Regions from separate parts of the Homo sapiens genome. Here regions 2 and 3 are each linked to region 1. Evidence: read pairs that join two places in POLR2A ChIA-PET (ENCODE). Cell type or tissue: MCF 10A. All regions are shown on one strand. Links, peaks and the distances in the headings refer to the core of each region. The heading gives the core; the rest is flanking DNA. Region 1 overlaps LOC101928004 (a long non-coding RNA gene). Region 2 has its middle 42 kb from the start of LINC03055. Region 3 has its middle 28 kb from the start of LINC03055.

Region 1 (5,733 bases), core at 435-5,434:
CCATTCTGCAAGCCACAGTTGAAAGGCTTATTCAAGCATCCTGTTGCTGAATGCATGTCGTCCTTACCACATGACTCTGGAGGTTTTCTTGTATTCTGATGTGGCTGCCCTGTTGAGGCCTGCCCCTTAGAGTGGAGATTATCCCCTGCAGTAGGCTGCCTGGAATATGATCCCCAGTGATCCCTGCTTCCTGGTATTCAGGCCCTGGTGTGATCCCTTTCCCTTGAAGCCTGGGCTGGATTAGTGACTTGCTTCTAACCAACAGCATATGGCAAAAATAAATGTTTATTGTTTTAAACCTCTGTTTTAGGGTCATTTATTACACAGCAAAGATAACGAATATACTTTCTGAAAGAAGGGGAGGCTCTTTAGACAGGAACATGTTCCTGTGGGAGCCACACCTTATGTTGATTTTGAAGAATGGAGGGTCTAATAATGTGTCCCCAGGGGAAGTGATAGGGGGGCCCAGACTGCTTGGGGCTGGAAAGGCAGGTGACAAATAAGCAGACTCTTGGCTGGCTAGACTGGTGCTTCTGCTATGCGCACATACGTAGGAGAGCCTGGGCAGTCCTGCTAAACTGTGGATTCTGGTTCAGCAGATCTGGGTTAGTGTCCAGGAATTCTACAAACTCCCAGGGGGTGCTGATGCTGCTGGTCTGGGGACCATATTTTAGGGGACAAGGAACTGTTCTAATTGAATTCATGTTCCTCTCTGCTTGCTTCCTTTTTTAAATACAGCAGTCTTCTTTCCACCAATGACCCCTCGCGCTGCTTCCAGAAGCCAAGAAAGTGGGCTTTGTCCTTGGGGATTTAGGAGGCGGAGCGGCGCCCCCTTGAGGCCACATGGTGGAGGCAGCGATGAGACCTGGAGTCTAAAATTCAGACTGAATCACAGGAAGAAGCTATTTACACAAGTCAAACATGGTCCAATCTTGGCAATTTCATAAGGTTCCAATCCTTAAGGGATCAAAACCTGGCCAACTGCTTCCACCGAGAGGTGTGCCTTTCAATGCCAGGCTTGGAGTGTCCCTCTTTATTTAAAAAGGAGAGGATTCCACAGCAGAGCTTCTCAAACTCTTCCACCCAAATCCCCTCACCACAGAGGGACAGGAGTCCTGGGCATGTAGCCTAAAGCAGCCAGGAGAAAAAAACCTTGACCTTAATTTTTTTAATGATTTCACATGAATCAGTGGAATGTGTTTATGATAAAATCATCTCCTCCTGAAATACATGTGTAAAACTGCTGCCCCAGTTAAACGCACTTAGTCTAACCAAGCCCTAGGATTGGCCTCTCCAGCATGAGAAGCATTTCCAGCACTCCAGCTCCCCAGCTCCCACTCTGGGATCCCACCTCAGACCCTCCCACTTCCTTGCACTCTGGCCTCTCGCTCTTGACCCTGCTCCCGCCACGCTCTTTCCTCAGAGTCCATCAGTCCTGTCTTGTCTTCACCTTGGTCTCTGCCAAGTGTGGGTCCAAGTCATATATTTGGGCTGTGATCACAGGAACCCCAAGCCCCAGACCTCCCAAAGCACCCTATGGAGAGACCTTACCCTCCTGGACAGACCCTCTCCCCCCAGCTAGACCTCATCCTCTGGGTAGACCCATCTCCCCAACCAGAACTCACCCTCCTGAGTAAACCCCATCCCCCTAGCTAGACTTCATCCTCCTGGACAGATCCCATCCCCCCAGCTAGACCTCACCCTCTTGGGTAGATGCATCTCCCCAACCAGAACTCTCCTGGGTAGACCCCTTCTACCCAGCTAGACCTGATCCTCTGGACAGACCCCATCATCCCAGCTAGACTTCTCCCTCCTGGACTGTCCCCATCCCCCCTCCAGCCAGACCTCACCCCTCTGGGTAGACCCCATCCCCCCAACTAGACCTCACCCTCCTGGATGGACTCTACCCTCCTGGAGATACCTTCCCCTCCTGGGTACATCCCACGTGGCTACACACTCCTTCCCCTGTCAGCTTTCTCCCCCAGGGTTCTGGGCAGCAGAGTCTGTGATAAAGGATACTAAGTGATTCCCCAATACTTCCCGTTTCCAGCCTCCAGTGGGCTCTCCCTGGGGCTAACGGTTCTTTTTGCTATTTCTCCAGGCTTTGCCTGATGACAAGTATACTCTGAGAGTGTCCTAATGATACAGATTTTGGACCCTATCCCAGTTCTACTGAATCCAAGTCTCTGGGGGAGGAGTTGGGGCTCTGCATCTGGACACCTTCCTGCAGGGTCCCTCCTGGGAGGCAAGCCCGGGGAGCACCGCTGAGGCTCGCCTCAGTGCCCATCCTAGACCTTCAGCAGCTAGCAGAGGATGTCCCCACCATCCCTCAGCCCACACTCCCACTGTCGCCCCAGCCAGGCTTGGCACTGCCTCCTTTCTCAGAAGATTAAGACCATCTGCTGTTTCCCAAGTTTCCCACCCTCCACCCTAAAAATTTCTCCGTTTCCCAGTCTTTCCTCGTCTCTCAGAAAATAAACATCTTCCCAGGCTGCCTCCCCAGTGGGTCTGCACTCCTTGCTGTCTTCCCAGCACCTGCCCTTCCAGCCCGCCCTCTGTGTGTCCAGTGTTTCCCTCACCAAAGGACTCGCTTTGTTTTTCAAATTGGAGGTTTTGTCTTCTCCCTAAAAACCAAAACATCTCCCTGAGAAGTAACTCCCTCAAGCTACTGATACGGAAGGGGGGCGGGGAAGTGCTGGGAAGGGAAGGGTGTGGTCCCTGGCTAGGGCTCCACCCCCGGGCCTGTGCCCACAGACCTAGGTGAGGACAGGCATTTCTGTTTTCGTGCTTAAATGTTGGATTTCCCAAGACTACCCTGGCCTACCACACCCTCATTCTGTGCCTGTAAAAAAACCTGAGAGCTTAGCAGGCACGCACACAAGCCTCTGGACGTCAAGAGGAACACACCGGTGTAAGAGCAGACTGATAGTGGCCCACGGCAGGCTGGCAGGCCATCGACAGGCAGAACCACTCAGTGCAGCTGGAGGACAGCCTGGCCACGGAGCGGTCCGACTTCAGAGGGGAAAACCACCTCCCCACTCCGTCTCCCTTCTGGCTCCCCCATCTGAGAGCTACTTCCACTCAATAAAACCTTGCACTCATTCTCCAAGCCCATGTGTGATCTGATTCTTTTGGTGCACGGAGGCAAGAAACCTCAGGATACAGAAAGCCTCTGTCCTTGGAATAAGGCAGGAGGTCTAACAGCTGACTAGGGATGGCTCAACTGAAACAGCATCCTGTAACACAGGCCCATTGGGACCTCAGGAGCTGTAAACATTCACCCTTAGACATTGCTGTGGGGTTGGAGCCCCACCACCTGCCCATCTGCATGCTCCCCCTACAGGTTTGAGCAGCGGGGCACAGAAGAAGCCAGCCACACCTCCATCGCAAGCCCTGCCACGGGGATAAGGGAACTTTTCCCGTTTTGCCACCAGCTCAAGCCCCGCCTTCCTGTCACTCCACACTCTTCATCTCTGTGTATGGGTGTGGTCTTCCTCAGTTCCTTCTCTGGCCTCACACAGTGCCCTGAATAATGCTTTGCAAGGCCTTTGCCAGGAGCCTAGGTGAAAGGCAGAAGAGGTGCCCCTGCAGCATCGCAAGGTAGAGATCGTGGTTACAAGATGGGGACTAGACTCCCAGTTTGCCCTTGGACTGGGCAGCCCCTTGGATTTTGTTTTCCCTGACGTTGCTGTTCTGATCCAAGGCCTTGTGGCCTCGCTACAGACACCCAAGGCCAGGCCTATCTTTGCATGAATAACTAAAGAAAGCCTAGAGGATGAGTAAAATGACCACACTGTATGGCTTTGGAGGACTGGAAGTTACTGAGGACTATGAGTGGGTTTTTTGCATAGACTGCAGTAAAGGTCCTCAGAAAAGACCCTCAAGAGCTATGGGGGGGTCTGGTCAAATGCCACTTCTAGACTGGACTCCAAAACTGGTGCTGATTATTTTCACTCCTACCCCACCCACCAGCCTGATAGGCGATTCCTGAAGTAGCAGTGGGGCGCTCAGTGGTGCTCACCAGGCCCAGAGCTCAGTCCTTCCCCCATTCTGCCTGATGGGGCTTGTGTAACCAAGGATGACAGATGGGACAATCCCTGTTGGTAAAGACTGAGTTGATTCTGACCAGGACCAGAGATAAAACCCAGCACCTTTATCTTTCCCCTTTGTACCTTCTTCAGAAAGACCTTCTTCTGCAGCAGTTCTGGAACTGTGATCTGTGAGGTGTGGTTGCAAGAATTCTTTATTTTTTTATTTTATTTTTTTCAGACAAAGTCTCACTCTGTCGCCCAGGCTGGAGTGCAATGGTGCGATCTCGGCCCACTGCAACCTCCGCCTCCCAGGTTCAAATGATTCTCCTGCCTCAGCCTCCTGAGTAGCTGGGATTACAAGCATGTGCCTCCACGTCCAGCTAATTTTTGTATTTTTAGCAGAGACGGGGTTTCATCATGTTGGTCAGGCTAGTCTCAAACTCTTGACCTCATGATACACCTGCCTTGGCCTCCTGAAGTGCTGGGATTACAGGCGTAAGCCACCACGCCTGGCCTGGCAAGAATTCTTTTATAAAGAATTCTAGGTCTATTAAACCCAGATTCTTCAACTAGAACAGGCACACAGGAAAAAGGTTCACTAAAAACCCTGTTCTCTTGCCTCATTTTGGTGATTTCCAGCTAGGCTGTTGGGATAGGCATATGTAAGTGTCACTTCCATCTTTTCATAGGTATCTCACAGAATCTCTGACCAATGGAGAGCTAATCAAAGACAAGTTTAATAGGTGAAGAAAATACTTGGATTGGGAGGATGGCTGAAAAGTCCCATTGAACAAGGCCCTCAAATGGAGTTCCTGTGGAGTGGTCACCTTTTTGATGACTTCAACTGGGAACATCAGTACGGAACCATCGCTGGGTGTTCATTCCATCACCCCTTCCTATGTCCCTGCTCAGGACACCCTGCGTCTGTCTATATGCATTGCTACCAGTTTAGACAGTGAGTTACATTTAGTCCATTTGTGCATTGTTCTTTATTGTATCCATGGTATCTAGCACAATTCTTGTTCTTATTAGAGCTTGGTAAATGTCATTGATTAATCCAGGGCAGATTATCTCTCTCATTTTCGTGAATCCTCTGCATAAACAATTTGATTAAAAATTTATGACAAAATTCATGAGGCATGGTGATGTATACACTGATCAATTGATTTAGAGTGATAGGTAGACAAGATGCATTTACATATTTATCTATTGTCCTTTCAGTGTGAAGTTTCTTCTTAGTGGCAAAAGTTCTGGCTACTTGTATATCTCTCATGGAACGTCATTATTACTGGCAGTGCCGTGGCTCTTCTTCACTTTTTTGTATTGAAGCAACACAGATCATACCTCTGTAGTTCCCTGATACCATGTGTTTAATGGTAGTTACATCATCACTCAAGAGGCTGCCTTGTCCAGCGTATATCTTCCATACTGGCTTCCACTGACCCTCTGAAAGCTGTTACTGTGCTTCCATTGGCAATGATCACAATTGCAAATCTTATCCAGAGCATGCAGAAAAATGTGAACAGTAATTCATCTTCTGGTCATGAAATGCACTGTTCTGAAATTTATGATGTAAAGGTAGAAGAACACATCTTCCAACCACATTTTCTCTTCACTCTTTAGACTGGCATCCTGTGTTTTCAGAGGGTTAACTCCATGCCTGCCTAACACAGAAAGTTAAATCTTTCTGTGTTAACTCCAC
Region 2 (5,733 bases), core at 245-5,244, 150 kb before region 1:
ACCAGATACAATAAGACATGGAAGAACCTTAAATGCATATTACTAAGTAAAAGAAACAAATCTGAAAAGCCTACATACTGAATGATTCCAACTATACAACAATCCAGAGAAGACGAAACCACAGAGACAGTAAAAAGATGAGTGGTTGGCAGGGGTTAGTTGGGAGGGACAAAGAGATGACGCACAGGGGTTTTTAGGGTGGTGACATTAGTCTGGATGGTACTATAATGGCAGATACATGACATTATGCATTTGTCAAAACCCATAAAATTTTAATATATACAGTGTATAAAAAGAAAAGGTCATTTAGAAGGTTGTGGGATCTCAGGAAGAAATGCAGACTGTAATAAGAGAGGCTAACTGTATTAAAAATGTATGGAACAACCTCACTGAAGAGGGTGGGAGAAACGGTACTGACCTAAATACTACTGGAAATGAGTAGACTATGTAAGACTAAAGGCAAAATGACTGCACACAAGCACTGTACTCTAGCTGATAACGTTCTTTCTCACAGTGTTACAGGTTAACAATTCTTATTATTGCTATAGCTATACTGTAATGAACATGAAATAAATGAATAGTGGATGGTAGGAGAGAGATTTCACACTGTTGGAGTCGGTATTTACAGAAAATCAAGAGAAAGAAGCTAGAATGGTCCATGTGGTAACAGCTTACAGTTGGAAACATCAGTAAAAACTCATGTTTAACTTAATATAAGATGGTTACATATAGAAATATTATATATATAAAAAACTGTGTATGCATGTTTGTATGTATATAAATGTATGTATGTACGTGTGTGTGTGTGTGTATGTGTGGTATGTATGTATATACAGTAGTATACAAACAAATACTTCTTTTCTCTGTCAGCTGACAGGGTCTAAAAAACCAACCAAACAAACAAACAATAAAAAGACACCCTAGTAGCAAGGAGTACACCTAGCACCCAGATCTTGGTTTCTAGCATCATTCTCACATAAAAGGACCCAGAGCTCCTTGGAGAAATAGGACTGGGGCAAAAAAATACAAAATGAGCCTGAGGCATACTGTAGTGCCAGAAAGTAAGGAAGTGTTCTCTTCCTTCTGCCAAATTGATGGGGATATGTCAAAAGGGCACAAGAGCCACTGGAAAGAACTCCCAATGGCCAAAGAGCAAATTTATTGCTCAAAATTTATTTGAGCAATAGAATAAAGTAGCATTGAATTATAATGCAAAGTATAAAATCAATGTCCATGAGTCTATACTGATATAATTAAATAAATGGGACAGGTCAACAAATCTCTCATATACAAGAATTCCAGATATGAATTTATGTAGATAACTTCACCCTCAAGCAGGTGGGGCATAGCTCTTCACTCCTTAAGTGTTCACTGCACATAGTGACTTCCTTATGGAGAAAGGGGAAAAAGAGTAACTTCACAGTGGAGAAATCTGACCAGCAGTACCTCAGCGAGGTGATCAAGGTCAGCACAAATAGTCATAGGTCACGTTGATGGCGTGTAAGCTTGGCATGATATGAGCAGAACGGTGCTTCACTTTTATGCTCTTTCTCCCAAAAGCCCATAACCTAGTCTAATCATAAGAAAAGCATTAGACAAACCCAGTCAAAGAATGCTCTACAAAATTCCTGAGCAGTATTCCTCAAAACTGCCAAAGTCATCAAACACAAGGCACAAGGAGAGTCTGAGAAACTATCACAGACAAGAGGAGCTGAAGGAGATATGATCTCTAAATGTAATGCAGTGCCCAGAAAGGAAAAACAAAATGTAACAGAAAGCTAAGGTACAAATTTAGGAAATCTGAAAAAAGTATGGACTTCATTATCAATACTGGTTCATTAATTGTTAACAAGTGCAACATCATAATGTGAGATGTTAATAATAGAAGAAAATGGGTATCAGGGTACATGGGAACTCTATGTACTATTTTGTGAATTTTTCTGTAGATCTAAGACTGTTCTGAAACATAAAGTATATTATTTCTTAAAAAGACACCTGTAAAATTACAATCACGATTTGTTATCCCTGGTTTTGTTCAAGAGAAAAGTAGTTATGCGCTTTTGTGTGAATGCACACCAGAAAGACGTTGTTAGTACCGGGGCACTGGAGTCTGGGGCCCTTCCCAAGTCCTTTGGGCAGACAGTCCTTCTGTGGCTTCCAGAAGCCATACACAAAGATGGAGTTCCTGGAACATGAGTGACCTCAAAGATAACTTCTGGGGACCTCTCTTTAGACCTGCAGCCTTGGCTGGGCATGATGGCTCATGCTTGTAACCCCAGCACTTTGGGAGGCCAAGGCAGGAGGATCTCTTGAGCCTAGGAGTTTGCAACCAGCCTGGGCAACATAGCGAGATCCTGTCTCTGAAGAAAATAAAAAAAAAAATAGACCTCCAATCTTCCATAATGGACTTCTTTGCTTCCAAGAAACAGAGAATTTCCTGACAAGGCTCACCCAAGCTTCCATCTGGAAGTGGATATTTACTAGTAAGGAATGGGCTGCTCCATATTTGTGTACAGAAAGTTACCTGGAAATGTGCAAAGCTTCAGTCCATGTTTGCTATTTTAGAGCTTGCCTTTGTGTGCTAAGGAATTATGCTGGCTTAAGGTAATTTTATTTTCAGTCTTCCAAGGGGAAACTGTCAGTAATTTATGTTGTACAGCTTTAGGTTATCATTATTTAATAATTCTGGATTTTCTGCCCTAAGGAAGGAGAAAAAAAAGTGGGGATTTCTTTTCTTTTTTAAAAAATTACTGCTCCCCTCAGTCAGAGGTAGTAGAGGTGTCAGAAGCTGGCCTGGGAATGCTCTGGAGGGCGCCATGGTGAGGATTAGCTGGATGGAGAGGTGGAGGGTGGGGTGTGTGGCAGAGCTGGCCCTGAGTAAAGAGATACCAGAGCAATCATTCGTTACATAGATGGCCAGATGAAGTCAGGATAGAATCTCCTGACTACTCTTCGGCCCTTCCCAAAGGCAGTTTTTGAAGAGATCCGGCTTGTTTGCCTTTAAAATGGAGCTGAAAATTCTTGAGTATTTTGAATGACTCATCCCAGCCTGGTGTGTTGTAAATACCTTTCCTTGGAGAGATTTAAACAGGAAGCCTGGAAAGTCTGTGTTCTCCACGCATTGCACTAGTGGTTGAATTCTGTGTCTGGGGAAAAGCAAAAGGTGTGCCCTTTTCCATTCTCATTGGAGGTGCTGCCCTAAAACCATGGCCATGAAGGAGGGGCCAAGGTGAAATTCTGAGAGGGGCCCTGCTTAACCTTGGCGAATTACACATAAGGTGTTCTTAGGTGCAAGACCAACTGCTCTGTGGAGCATCGCCGACCCCATCTTAAGATTCCCTGGTAACCCATCCTATTCTGTCCCATCATGCTTGGGCATTTTTTAAGCTCAAGGTGGTTCTTCGCAGCCTTTGTCGCTGCAGAATGAAATGTGAGTGAATGAAGCTTAACTCTCAACTCCCCAAGTGCACCTGTGCGGCCGAATGCTGCTTTCTCACCCTTCACTTAAGGCTTGCCCTGCTAACCTACTTGGTATATACCATACATTTGATATTCACATTATTTCCCCTCCCTTTCCTGTTTCCTTAACACACTTTCTCTCTAAGTTCAAGTGTGTGGCAGGTTAATCACACCTATCATTTTGCAGAGCGGTCAGGATGTGGGGTGGGTTCTGGAGAGGAGGGTGTGGAGAGAGAGGTCTCTAGATTGGCGAGTGGATAGCAAGCAGACCCGGACAGACAACCAGGAAGGAATGAGTTCATTGCAAGGGCTTTTCTTTGTCACTCACCTGCCTTTTCCCAAGTGCTGACATGTTTTATGTTGCGCTGAGAGTTGAGAAAAGTTGTGGTTTCTCTTAATTCCTGTGATTCCAGACAGGATGGTCCTTCTAGCAGGCTGAGTGATCTCCTCTCATGAGACTCTAGGATTGAATTCATTCCTGCTTTTAAAAAAGAAAGAAAAGAAAGAGGAAAACCGAAACTTGTGAAAAAAAAATCCGTGTCGGGGGCGATGCTCTTTTGGGCAAATTCTTTGTCTCCAGGTAGAGTTACATTTTAAGTGAAAGAGAGTGAGCAAGGACAGGTTCCCCTTCTGGTTCCCTTCTTCTCCCCTCGCCTCCTCTCCTCTCCTCTCCTCTTCTCCCTTCTTCCTCTTCTCCATTCTTCCTTCCTTTCCTCCCTGTGCCTCTGTTCTCTCCCCCTTTCTTTCTCTCATTCTCATCTTTTCATTTGAAAGAACTGGATGCTTGCCCATCCAGACCAAGCTGGCTTTGGGAGGAAAAGCTTAGGGAGGAAGCAATGTGAGGAGACTGGAAATAGAATCTGGACTCTCTTTGGTTTCCAGCCCTTAAATTGGGAAAGGAAGAAGTCCTTCCTGCTCCTGGCCAGGGTCTGGGGAGATGAAGGGTGCCACTTGAGCTTCTGGCTTGTGGGTATCCAGGACTGGAGTTGCCTGAGCTGCCCACACCACGTGGCAGCTGGCACAAACCCATGACCCCATCTGCAGGCACCCAGGCTGCACTGCCAGGGATTAGGTGGAACATATGTACATAAGATGCTTATGGCTTTTTCCAGACAGAAGACCACTTTCCAGCCTGAGAAGCGGCTTGGAGGGGCAGGGTAATTAGGTAGAGTCTCATGCTAGGAGGGACAGAAAGCTCGGCTCCCAGCAGAACTTGGACTCATTCATTTCCCTCCCTTCCACTGATGCTTTCTCTCTTCTCATCATTTTTTCTCTTTCCCCACTTTTTCTTTTCTCTTTTTCCCCACCTGCTTCCTGGTCACTTTTTTCCTTCTTCATTCTTCCTAAACTTCTCCTGTTCCTTTTTTTTCTCACCTATGTTTTGCTTTCTTCTCATCCCTTCTTTTTCTCTTTTGCTTGCTTTCTTCACTATGCTCCTTCTGTATCTTCATGTTTATTGCCATTTTTTTCTTGACTCATCTATCAGCTGAAATGGATTGCAATTCCCATGGAGGGAAAGATGCAGGCTGTGTAATTGAAAAGCAATATGTGCCTTCATATTACTGCAGAGAGGCAAGGGTGTTACGACACAGAAGGGATCGCTGCTGCCGTTGATTGAGAACTACTGCTAATTCTTACAGCAGCCTCACTAGGTAGCATGAGGTTTCTGTTGTACAGATTGGGAAGCCCAGCCTCAGAAGCCAGACTCAGTATTGCACAAGGTCACCCTGAATGCTAGAAGGTGGAGCTGAACACAGTCCTGTCTAATTCTGATGTTTCCCTTGCTTTTATACAGCTTTAGGATGGTGGGTATAGAGGCCGTGAATGGGGAAGTAGGAGGGGAAGTGTTTCTGATTTGAGTCAAATGTCTACAGTGATGGTTCTCCAACTTAAGCATGCAACAGAGTCCCCAAAGTTTCCAACACAGGTCTGGGGAGGGGCCTGAGAGCGTGTGTTTCTGACAAAATCCTGGGTGAGGCTGATGCTGTTGGCCTGGCATTGACCGTAGAGTTAGGTGTCAGGTCAGATCTCAACCTCAGGTGGCAGGGAACATTTTCTAGACCTCAGTATGTGTGCAGAGTGGGTGTCTATGGAAACACTTTGTTAAACCCTGTCTCATTTCACAAAGGACTTGAGACTGCCTTGTAAAACTATGCATCATTAGAAAAATGACAAACAGTTGAGGAAATCAAGTGAAGGGAAAATGAGGAAAAACAGTTAGTATAAATTGTTGGAATCCAATAAGGATCATTCTCCCTCTTTGTTGGCAGAATT
Region 3 (5,733 bases), core at 334-5,333, 160 kb before region 1:
AGAAGGAAAACATGGAAGGGGTAGAGAAGTTAAAGCACTCACCGAAGATTTTTCCAGCTATTACGTGAGTGGCCACCCCAGTTCTGTCCAACACTGCAGCCACTGGCCATGCCGGGCTCTCAAGCACCTGAAATGTGCCTTGTCATAATCAAGATACGCTGTCATTGTAACAAACACACTGGATTTTGAGGATTTAGAGTGAAAAGGAATGCAAAATTGCCCATTAACAATTGTTTTACTATTAACTATATGTTCAAATGCTATTTTGGTTACACTGAGGTAAATAAAATATATTGTTGATATTAATTTTATCTGTTACTTTTCTTAGAACATGGCTACTAGAAAATTTAAAATCCTGTGCATGACTTGTATTATATTTCTATTGGACAGGGCCGGGCTACACATTTAGAGCCCATAATCATAAACAGCAGGGCTTGCTTTCATAATTTTCTTGGAAACTAAGGTATCAACTCTTTATGTATTTTGTCTAGATTCAAAATGCTGTATACAGAGAGCCTTGAAGAGTTGATAAATCTAGGGCTTTCTGTTGGAAAGCTGGAATTTGTTTTCCCCCAAAGGGAAAACATTAGATGACATCAGGCATATATGTACAGGAATTGAGGATGGAAGCAGGGGGGTGTCAGTCCGATATTAATAATTCCGGAGTGAACGTAGAAAGGCATTCAGCATCTGAAGAAAGGCCTGCAGTGGAAGCAGGAAATCTGAGTTTTAGCGTTCCTTCTGCCACTCAGAGGAGGAGCTGAGAAAAAGCACCACGGGTGACAATGCAAGGTCTGCACACATGGGAGTCCCCAGGACCAAGTCTCCAAGGCCTGGGGGAGCAAGTGCAGATGAGAGCATTTTAATTCCAATTTTATAAGGAAAAACAGAATTTCCTGAATAGAATGCCCCTGAACTCCTTTGAGCATGGAGCTCACCAAGGTTTAGGAAACTTGTTAAAAAAGCAAAACTAAGACAAAGAACGCCTCATTATTGTGGTCAGACTCCTCCCCTCCTGCATAGGATTCACTGGAACGTGAATTACAATCTATCAGTTTCACTGTTGTCTCCCCACCAAGAGCCTGCGTGTATAATAAACCCGTGGAGTACTCATACAAGGTGTGATGAGCAGAAGCGCACAAGATTATGTTTATGGGGCGCCTGGAGGACCCAGAGGCTGAGAGTTAGGGCAGCCTATAGGAGAAACAGTCTGTTCTCTCTCCGGTCTCATTTTGCATTTTGGAGTCATTAACCCAGACACTACATTATTTAACCACGTGAGACGGTCTTTCGGGTCTGATTTGAAATCTACAAAAATGAGGAAGCCAAGGGATGAAAATGCAAGGTCATGCTTTAAGCCTGTGTAACATTCAAGGGACTTTCTCCCTAGGAAAGAAAACAGTTGGGCTAGTACGCCCTTCAGATGCTCCAACGTTGAGTTTCCTTTTGTGAAGGATTTAAACCAGATTGTTGCTTTTACTTGAGTTGTGCTGATTATAAATACTTAAATTCCACGACGTATTTTAATTTTCAATGTGCACGATGTCCAGCAAGGAGAATTCTGTCCAACATTTTTTTCCCTGTCCAACACCTAAAGGCTATTCATACCAAGTCAGGCCGTAACTCCACAACTGCATTTCAGCATATCTCCTGTTTACCTTGTACAGTAGTATAGTAATCTGAAATAATTTATACTAGGTGCTTATCTATTATACTTTATACATAAAAAACAAAGACAATTTAGAGAAATAACTTACTACATATTTTGAACGAAACGCCCTGGGATGTGGTGGGGTAGAACAACAAAAATAAAAGAGAAATTTTTAAATCTGAAGGGAATTTTATCCTGAAATATAGATTTTTAGATAGATTCGAAGCAAAGAGGATAATGTGTCATGCTATCTTTTTTCTTTTGTCACAGCTATTTTTAATCTTGATTGGTTCAGAAGTTGAGGCATCCTGAAATTCTACTGGGTCCAGTCATAGCTGCATATACAATATACACCCTTCCCTTTGTTGGCTGTATGGGCATCTTTTTTCATTTCTTGATCTTTTCTCTAGTTGTTGCTTACAACACATCATAGTCAGACGATCAAGATTTATCCTCTCGGAATTTCTCTTAATAGTTCAACTGCTGGAGTCAGACAATTGAGTTCAAGTCTCACTTGCAAGCTCTGTGACCTTGAGCAAGTTCACCAGTCTTTCTAAATCTCATCTGTTAAATAGGCATAATAATGGTGCCAACTCACAGGGCTGGTGAGGATTAAAAGAGATTATTCACATAATGCCCTTAGCCCGGTGTCTGGCACTCAGTAAATTGTGACTGTATTTATCTCTCCTCTGCCAACCTCACCCTGCCTTCATACAGAGCCGTGCCTCCAGGGTGATCGGAAGCCTCAGCACCAGCATCCCCAGCAGCCTGTAAGAAATGCAAGTTTTCCATCCCACCTCGGACCCACACAGTCATCCCTGGGAGATCTATGTGTGGGACAAGTGTCAGAGGCACCCTACACTAGATTCTAGCTTCCTTCCACCTCCGGGTGGTTCTGCACACCAGCTCACACTTTGCTCTCAGGTCCTGCCCCACCTCATTCCTGGGAACAGTCCGGCTGCAGGTGTGGAAAGAGATGGAGGTAGATTCTGGGAAAGGGCTGTTGACTCAGTACTTCTGGATGGACCAAGGGCGTGGAGGGTATTTGGCCCATCCCTGCCTCAAGCACAGCCAGCAGAAAGGGGAACTGAAAGGAATTTCTGAGTATGCCTCAAGGAAGCCAGGGGAATTAAGCAAGCCCTTGGGGGAGGGGAAGGGCCTGAATCCCTGAATAAAGGTGAGGCAAGTCGGCTCTGGGATGCAAGCTTCCCAGTAAGGCTGCAACGGGATGCCCAGCTCCCTGATCAGCAGCTCTCCCTCTCCGTCACTCCACACCCTTCCGCCAGCCCCAGGGGACAGCGGCTGCATGTCCCAGCTGCACTGCCTGCTTTCCTCCACAGCTGTACCGGGAAGACAGTCCAGCCCCCACCCGTCACTCCTCTGACAAACGTTTGCCCTGGTCACCACGTATCTGGGTCATAACCAACAGATCTGCTTATTTGCCTCATATGGAAAGTTGTGAGCTCACTCAGGCCAGGATTTCAGTCATTCCTGCAACCACTATTTACCAAGTACACTGTGGCCAGGCTTCATCTGGGGGCCAGGATACAGCTGAGAACAAGGCAGACGAGGACCACAGCTAGCACCCCTTGTCCCGGCAGACTCATCCCACCAGCGGGGCTCGACTGATCCCCTTGCCTCTGCTCTCCCTCCCTAGGCTCCACCTACTCAGAAGTCCTCGGGCAGCATTTAAGGACACGAATCACCTGACTTCACTGCGGGGAAATCCTCTCACGGCATGACTTCCTGTCACAGTAGAATAGAACCCACGCTCCGACCCATGACCTACAGCTCTCAGCATGCTCACTCTAAGAGCTCTGCCAGCTTACAGCCCTCACGTCCTCATGGTGCCAGCAGCCTCCAAACCTGGTCCTGCGACACAGGATCTCTGTTGGTTCCTCATCCTGGGATGCTTTTCCCAGACCCTCCATGTCTAGCTCCTTCCTCCCATTATCTGACAGCTCTGTGGAATGCAACCCCACCCACCCATCATCACTATCTCCCATTCTGCCTTAGTTTCTTCCTTCGTTCTTCCTTTTCTTTTTGACAAGGTCTTGCTCTGTTGCCCAGGCTGGAGTTCAATAGTGCAATCATGGCTCACTGCAGCCTCAACCTCCTTGATCCTTGATCCTCCCATCTCAGCCTCCCAGGTAGCTGGGACCACAGGTGTAAGCCACCAAACCTGGCTAATTTTTGTTGTTGTTGTTTGCGTTTTTGAGAAAGGGTCTCACTCTGTTGCTCCCTGGGTTCAAGTGATTCTCCCATCTGAGCCTCCCGAGTATCTGGGACTATAGGCACGTGCCACTACGCCCGGCTAATTTTTGTTTTTGTTTTTGCTTTTGTTTTTGTTTGAGACTGAGTCTCACTCTGTTGCCCAGGCTGGAGTGTAGTGGTGCAATCTCCACTCACCGCAACCTCCACCTCCTGGGTTCAAGCGATTCTCCTGCCTCAGTCTCCCAAGTAGCTGGGATTACAGGCGCATGCCACTATGCCCGGCTAATTTTTGTATTTTTAGTAGAGATGGGGTTTTGCCATGTTGGCCAGGCTGGTCTTGAACTCCTGACCTCAGGTGATCCACCCACCTCAGCCTCCCAAAGTGCTAGGATTACAGGCATGAGCCACTGCACCCAGCCAGACTTGCTAATTTTTGTATTTTTTTTGTAGAGACGGAGTTTCACTATGTTGCCCAGGCTGGTCTTGAACTTCTGGGCCAAGTGATCTGCCAAAGTGCTGGGATTACATGTGTGAACCACCATGACTGGCCTGCCTTAGTTTTCTTAGTAGTATTTATCCCTGCCTAAAATTCTCTTCGATGACTATTGTCTTACACATGCATTTGTTTACTGATTTCTCTCCTTCCCTAGAACGTACAAGTTCCATGGAAGCAGAGACTTAGTTGGCTTGTTCACCACTCTATCTCCAATGCCTAGATGGTGGCTGGCACTCATGAGGAGCTCAATAAATATATGTTGAATGAATGGATGGAAAATGGTTGGATTTGGAGTTTATAGAATATCTCACTAAATTCTGGTCCTGAGGTCTTTTTTCTCCCACTCCCTCAGTAGAGGCACAGGCTTTTGAGATGGCCAGCAGGCTGCAAATGTGACTCCTTAGTCTCTAAGATTTGTTAGGGTGTCAATGATGGAAATCTAATGATACTTCCTGGCTCTAGTAGAAGTCCTTCAGGACGTCAGAAAATAGATTTAGGGAAAAGTTGCTATTGAATATTAGCCTGGGAGTAATAAACATTCATTGGTAATTTTCTTACAGTACAGATACTATTTTTTTTTTTTGAGACAGAGTCTCACTCTTGATCAGGCTGGAGTGCAGTGGCATGATCGCGGCTCACTGCAACCTCCGCTTGCTGGGTTCAAGTGATTCTCCTGTGCCTCAGCCTCCCCAGTAGCTGGGATTACAGGTCTGTGCTACCAAGCCTGGTTAATTTTTTGTATTTTTAGTAGAGACAGGTTTCGCCTTGTTGGCCAGGCTGGTCTCGAACTCCTGACCTCAGGTGATCAGCCCCCCTCAGCCTTCCAAAGTGTTGGGATTACAGGCATGAGCCACCGCGCCCAGCTCAGATACTACTTTAAAAGGTTTCTACACATTCTTTAAAGGTCAGACAGTAGTATAGGATGGGTTCATTTTAAGTTGTTTGTCAGAAAGTACTGAGTGATTTCAGTAGTGCAGAACCATTGAAGAAAGCAATGGTTTTGGGCAGGTGAGTTTTCCAGTTTAATAAAGCATCAGACTTCTTAACCCTAAAATCAAAATGCAAAGATGAAAGTCTTTTTGACAGAAGAATTCTTATGGAGTAAAATGTTTATATGTACCTACCCTATTATGCTGACTTTCCTGGAGAGTGGTCTGCAGAGAGAGGAAGGGTCTCTGTTTGAAGCCAGAACTAAGGACATGATTCCAGAGACTCTCACATCTATTTCTGATTTTGACTCTGACATGCTTTTGTGAGACCTCCTTTTGTTTTTCTCTTCCTTCCTTCCACTTTTCCTCACTGCTGACATGGAAATTTTAAAAGTTCCTTCTCTCCACCTGCTGCTTTGAGGTCCCAAAGGGAAATTCAAACA

What was found. ChIA-PET counts read pairs that join two places held together with the same protein. Peaks named below come from ENCODE experiments on the same cell type or tissue, not always from the same donor. Only the 100,000 strongest peaks of a DNase experiment are listed, where the experiment ranks them.
Region 2: POLR2A ChIA-PET joins it to region 1 with 5 read pairs; 6 of 35 experiments call an interaction of 5 or more read pairs at or near these places.
Region 3: POLR2A ChIA-PET joins it to region 1 with 5 read pairs; 6 of 35 experiments call an interaction of 5 or more read pairs at or near these places.

What each region holds. Positions count from the first base shown.
Region 1 is chr6:6,692,168-6,697,900 of GRCh38, reverse strand. LOC101928004 (a long non-coding RNA gene) reads left to right here. Exons shown (of 5, transcript NR_187687.1): 5 at 739-3,109. Among named protein-coding and RNA genes, the nearest start is that of LY86-AS1, 72 kb to the right of the region's middle. RefSeq lists an enhancer at 2,729-3,678. In MCF 10A, for the core only: a CTCF peak has its summit at 822 (motif pointing left); DNase peaks (open chromatin) are centred at 840 and 2,770.
Region 2 is chr6:6,840,541-6,846,273 of GRCh38, reverse strand. No RefSeq gene overlaps it. Among named protein-coding and RNA genes, the nearest start is that of LINC03055, 42 kb to the left of the region's middle. In MCF 10A, for the core only: no CTCF peak of the experiment used is centred there; no DNase peak of the experiment used is centred there.
Region 3 is chr6:6,854,344-6,860,076 of GRCh38, reverse strand. No RefSeq gene overlaps it. Among named protein-coding and RNA genes, the nearest start is that of LINC03055, 28 kb to the left of the region's middle. RefSeq lists an enhancer at 2,222-3,421. In MCF 10A, for the core only: no CTCF peak of the experiment used is centred there; DNase peaks (open chromatin) are centred at 2,746 and 3,366.